2 separate regions of the Homo sapiens genome follow, and region 2 is linked to region 1. Evidence: chromatin contacts called from ENCODE Hi-C or POLR2A ChIA-PET data. All regions are on one chromosome and are shown on one strand. The core of a region is the stretch at or near the end of the contact, and the rest is flanking DNA. Distances in the headings are between cores, read along the strand shown.

Region 1 (2,790 bases), core at 200-2,699:
ATCAGGTAGGGATAGGTCTAATACTTTGAGAACTTATAGGGAACCTTTTAGCCCAAGCTTGAGGGGTCAGGGAAGGCATCTGGAACAAAGTGTCACCCAAGCTGGGACCCATAGCAGAAGGCCAGGGAGGCTCAAGCATTTTCAGACAGAGGGTAGCAGTGTCCTCGGGGGGAGTAGTGTGCTCAGAGAATGGCTTGCATCAAGAAATAACTTGAGCATACCTAAAGATGTGAGGAAAAGCTTGTGCAAAATCCATATGTGCAAAGCTTTGTCCAATTTTATTCAAGCTGCATTTATAGAGTTCCTTCTATTTAGAAAGCAATACACTATCACGCCTCTAATCCCAGCACTTGGGGAGGTTGTGGTGGGCAGATCACGAGGTCAGGAGATGGAGACCATCCTGGCTAACACGGTGAAACCCATCTCTACTGAAAAATACAAAAAATTAGCTGGGCGTGGTGGTGGGCACCTGTAGTCCCAGCTACTCGGGAGGCTAAGGCAGGAGAATGACGTGAACCCGGGAGGCGGAGCTTGCAGTGAGCCCAGATCACGCCACTGCCCTCCAGCCTGGGCGACAGAGCGAGACTCCATCTCAAAAAAAAAAAAAAAAAAAAAAAAAAAATATACTAGATGGCAGAAAAGCAAAAGACAAAAAAAGCAGGGAGAGGGGTAAAATAGCATTTACTGATAAGTAAATAAGTAAATAAATGACTTCCTTTTTTTTTTTTTTTTTTGGGGCAAGTTATTAAACTTGCCCAAGATCACTCAGCTAGTGTTCGTGGTGAGAGATCTCAACAGCTAAATTCTAATCCATGCCCCATGCCCTTAGCCTCTTGCTATTTTCTTTCCAAAATGTGTCCCTGTGTTAGGCATTTTATATAGAATTTTTGACTAGCTAGGGTAGGTAATGGTATATGCCTCAGAGAAGTAAAGAAACTTGCACATGTCACCACAGTTAGAGGCCCAGTGAGAACCTGTAAGTTCTCCTTTTAACTTCAAACTTTGTGTACATTTTGTTATACTATGTTATGTGTTATTTTATTTGATAGAAGCAAAAATTCATATACCAATTCTTTGGAGAAAAATGATTTGTAATTAAATGAACTTAATTTGAAGAGTAGAGGTTAAGAAAGGATAATACATATGATTTGGGTTATGTTACGTTGCATATTGGACATATGAAACTATCCAGCATGGAGTAGAAATTCTAGGACTGGGCTGGGCGTGGTGGCTCACGCCTCTAATCCCAGCACTTTGGGAGGCCGAGGCGGGTGGCTCACTAGAGGTCAGGAGTTCGAGACCAGCCTGGCCAACATGGTGAAACCTCGTCTCTACTAAAAATACAAAAACTTAGCCGGGTATGGTGGTGAGCACCTGTAATCCCAGCTATTCGGAAGGCTGAGGCAGGAGAATCACTTGAACCCAGGAGGCGGAAGTTGCAGTGAGCCAAGATTGCGACATTGCACTCCAGCATGGGCAACAAGAGTGAAACTCTGTCTAAAAAAAAAAAAAAAAAAGAAACTCTAGGAGTGGAAGCCAGGAAAGTTAGGCCTTAGGATCCAGCTTTGGGAATCATGTGGAATAAGTGACTTTTGATGAGTTGAGAGTAAGTGAGCTCGCTCAGAGAAGGGAGAGAGACTGACTCTTTATTGATTCCTGGGAGTAAGAGTGGAGGTAGGAAAAGAGGATTCTGCAAGAAAAGAGAAAAGTGGAATTTATTCTCAATTACACAGCCTCATTTTTGTTGCTTTTGCTCTGGGTCTTAGTGTTTTTGAAGGCACAAAATATCCTTTAAAAGGCGATAAAGAGATCAAATATTATTGAAGTGAGTCTGTCCTGATGTAAACATTTACATTCTTGTTGACCCCTGGGAATTTGGTCAATGTTACAATTGTGCTATTGTCTAGATTCATGTTTCTACACATACCTGAAGCTCTTCCAAGAACAGTAGCAGTGATTATTCTAACATGCCTGCAGACTTGTCTATCATCATGTTTCTGAATAATAGAGTAGTGAGCTTTTTATTTATAACATTTGATGTTATTTAGTGGTTCCATTTTTTTATATTGTGAGTTTATATGAGAGTTTGAATAAGCTAAAATTACTGGGTAATTCACAGTTCTGAAAAATATATGCTTCCTCATAACTAGTCTTGGGACTGCAGGATAAGCATTCAGTTTCTGTACTAATTGTGTTTCAGATAAAACTTAAAGCTATGTGTAATTTTATGGAAGGCGTATTTATAGAGTTCTTTCTATTTAGAAAGCAATGTATTAAATACTAGATGTCAGAAGGTTAAAAGACAAAGTAGATCTGTCTTCTGACTTCAAATATCTTGCTATTGAGTAGGAATTATGAAATTATTATAAGGCAGGGGGATTGACTTATGCTGATTAGGAATAGGGCTAGGGCAGTTTGGAAAAGGGCCATGTGTGTTCTTTCACTTGAGTCTTTTAAGGTGAATAGGTTGAGTACGGGATAACATTTCAAATGGAGTGAAAAAAATATACGGTGTATCATGGGAGGAGAAGCTGGTTATGGCATAATTTTAGAGATTCTAGATCTGTTTTCAGAAATCAAAGTTCTGTGGGGTTAGGCTTTTTACTATCAGAGAAAGAAGTTATAAATAAGCCAAGAGGGAATACTAGAATGAACCTTGTGATGCTAGACTGGAGTCAGAAATATCAGTATGAATTTATAGTTTATAAAATTTTTATAGGGCTGGGCGCGGTGACTCACACCTGTAATCCCAGCACTTTGGGGGGCCGAGGTGGGCAGATCACGAGGTCA
Region 2 (2,790 bases), core at 137-2,636, 52 kb before region 1:
ACAGTAAGAACAAAACCCCACAGAAACAAGAATCATAAGTTATGACAGGTGAAACTATACCAGAAAAAAATACTATCCCAAAACAGAAACCAAGACAAACTACAGGATACATAAGTGTAGTGGATGCTATGGTATGTTCCCTAAATACCCACTTCGGGACTGGAGCACTCATACTTCAAGTTGCTGGTAATGGTGGCTGAATCCTTCTCTGGGACTCAAAGGGAATCCCTCCACCCAAGGCAACACCCTGTCCCAAAGATCCATCTGCATGTAGTGACAGGTCCATGCCAAGATATAGAAGCCCTTGCCTCAGGGTGAGACAACTCTGACAGGGGATTCTGACTTGAAAGCTCCCCACGGGATTGGCTGAGATCTTTATTGCAACTGCATCATGGTCAGCGGTGTGCTGGAACTGGCTCCTACTGGCTTGTGAGAACCAATTGTTACGGTTTTAGGAATTTTGCAAGCAGGTTGTTAAACACAGCCATTATTAAAACTTAAATTACATATACTTAAAACTAAATAATATTCAAAACCAAGGTAATAAACACTCAATACATATTACTTTCTAATTATTTTACTACATGTACTATTATCTGTTCTTTAGAGATTGTCTATATATACCTGAAGGGGTGCTACTATGCATTTTTATTTTATTTTATTTTATTTTATTTTGAGATGGGTTCTTGCTTTGTTGCCCAGGATAGAGTGCAGTGGCACAATCATGGCTCACGCAATCCCCTCCTCCCAGGCTCAAGCAATCCTCCCATCTCAGGCTCCCAAGTAGCTGGGACTATAGGCAGGCACTACCATGCCCGGCTAATTATTTTATTTTATTTTTTAAATTTTATTTATTTATTTTTTGAGATGGAGTCTCACTCTGATGCCCAGGCTGGAGTGCAGTGGCGCAATCTCAGCTCACTGCAACCTCTGCCTCCCAGGTTCAAGCGATTCTCCTGCCTCAGCCTCCCAAGTAGCTGGGATTACAGACGGGCACCATCACGCCCAGCTAATGTTTGTATTTTTAATGGAGATGGGGTTTCACCGTGTTGGCCAGGCTGGTCTCAAACTCCTGACCTCAAGTGATCTGCCTGCCTCGGCCTCCCAAAGTGCTGGGATTACAGGCATGAGCCACCGCGCCAGGCCAAATTTTTTTATTTTTTTTGTAGAGAGAGGGTCTCGCCATGTTGTTCAGGCTGGTCTGAAACTCCTGAGCTCAGGTGATCCACCTGCCTTGGCCTCCCAAAGTGCTGGGATTAGCTACTATGCATTTCTTTCCAGCTCCATGTTCAGTAACATCATGTTGCCAATTTTCAGTTAGCCATGATATAAATATTTACACACTGATTGGGCGCGGTGACTCACGCCTGTAATCCCAGCCCTTTGGGAGGCCGAGGCGGGTGGATCACTTGAGGTCAGGAGTTTGAGATCAGCCTGGCCAACATGGTGAAACCCTGTCTCTACTAAAAATACAAAAAAAATTAGCTGGGCCTGGTGGCGGGTGCCTGTATGGAGGCAGAGGCCAGAGAATCTCTTGAACGTGGGGGGCAGAGGTTGCAGTGAGCCAAGATCACGCCACTTCACTCTAGCCTGGGCAAAAGAGTGAAACTCCATCTCAAAAAAAAGAAAGACATATTTATACACTGGAAATTGTCAAATGTTACAAATCAAAGCTTTCCTCCCCCAAGAGCCAGTTGTTAACTATTTACTAGCACATCACTGATTACAGTTCAGCTGTTACTCTTGTCCAATCCTCCTCCTTTCACTTTGTCACAACTGTCGATTCCAAATGTGTACATGTCTCTGTCTTAGAATCTGCGTCCCAGAGAATGTGACCTCAATCAACAAAAAGAATAGTAAGGACCAAATATATAATGTGAGATATAGAGTGTGGAAATAAGAAAGGCCAAGAAAAATTAAAAAGATTAAAAAGATTGAAAACAAAGTGATAAAATAATCAAACCAGATCCAACATATGTATTTCTGGATGCCATGAAGAAGAAAACAAAAGTAATGGAATAGAATTAATATTTACAACTATAATTCAATTAACACTTTGGGTGGAGGTGGGAGAAGACATGACTCTACATACTGGAAGAGCAAACCATGCATCAAATAAAATAAACCCAAATTGGTTAACTCTAAGATATATCCTAGAAAACTATTATTCTTTAGTCCTTTATGTTTTTAAGACAGGGTTTTGCTGTGTTGCCCAGGTTACAGTGCAGTGGCAGAATCATGGCTCACTGCCGCCTCAACCTTCCAGGCTGAAGCGATTCTCCTACCTCGGCCTCCCAAGTAGCTGGGACCACAGGTCCATGCCACCATGCCTGGCTAGTTTTTCATTTCTTCTTTTCTTTTTTTTTTTTTCTGAGACGGAGTCTTGCTCTGTCGCCCAGGCTGGAGTGCAGTGCTGCGATCTCGGCTCACTGCAACCTCCACCTCCCGGGTTCAAGCAATTCTCTGCCTCAGCCTTCTGAGTAGCTGGGACTACAGGCGCCCGCCACTACACCTGGCTAATTTTTGTATTTTTAGTAGAGATGGGGTTTCACCATATTGGCCAGGCTGGTCTTGAACTCCTGACCTCATGATCCACCCACCTCAGCCTCCCAAAGTGCTGAGATTACAGGCGTGAGCGACCCCACCCAGCCTGGCTAATTTTTTTTTTTTTTAAGTCAAGATCTCACTCTGTTGCTCAGGCTGGAGTGCAGTGGTGTGATCATAGCTCACTGCAACCTCAAACTCCTGGGCTCAAGCCATCCTCCTGCCTCAGCCTCCCAACTAACTAGG

Evidence for each region. A loop is a pair of places that touch in the nucleus more often than their neighbours do. ChIA-PET counts read pairs that join two places held with the same protein, here RNA polymerase II (POLR2A). Pooled maps may share reads with other maps.
Region 2: a map of mammary epithelial cell shows a loop between it and region 1 (14-fold over the local background). The contact joins two enhancer-like sites. A Hi-C loop is called at or near these places in 6 of 168 maps with a recorded cell type or tissue (Caco-2, Calu3, HCT116 and 3 more) and 6 of 50 pooled maps. POLR2A ChIA-PET finds 5 or more read pairs at or near these places in 8 of 52 experiments (BJ, GM10248, GM12878 and 5 more).

The regions. Positions count from the first base shown.
Region 1 is chr12:50,258,875-50,261,664 of GRCh38, reverse strand. The region is part of intron 1 of LIMA1 (LIM domain and actin binding 1); the gene reads left to right. Among named protein-coding and RNA genes, the nearest start is that of LIMA1, 23 kb to the left of the region's middle. Within about 2 kb of position 1,449, at least 7 of the 41 ENCODE cell types and tissues checked have a DNase peak (open chromatin) inside an H3K27ac peak, as active enhancers do.
Region 2 is chr12:50,310,992-50,313,781 of GRCh38, reverse strand. No RefSeq gene overlaps it. Among named protein-coding and RNA genes, the nearest start is that of LIMA1, 29 kb to the right of the region's middle. Within about 2 kb of position 1,386, at least 2 of the 41 ENCODE cell types and tissues checked have a DNase peak (open chromatin) inside an H3K27ac peak, as active enhancers do.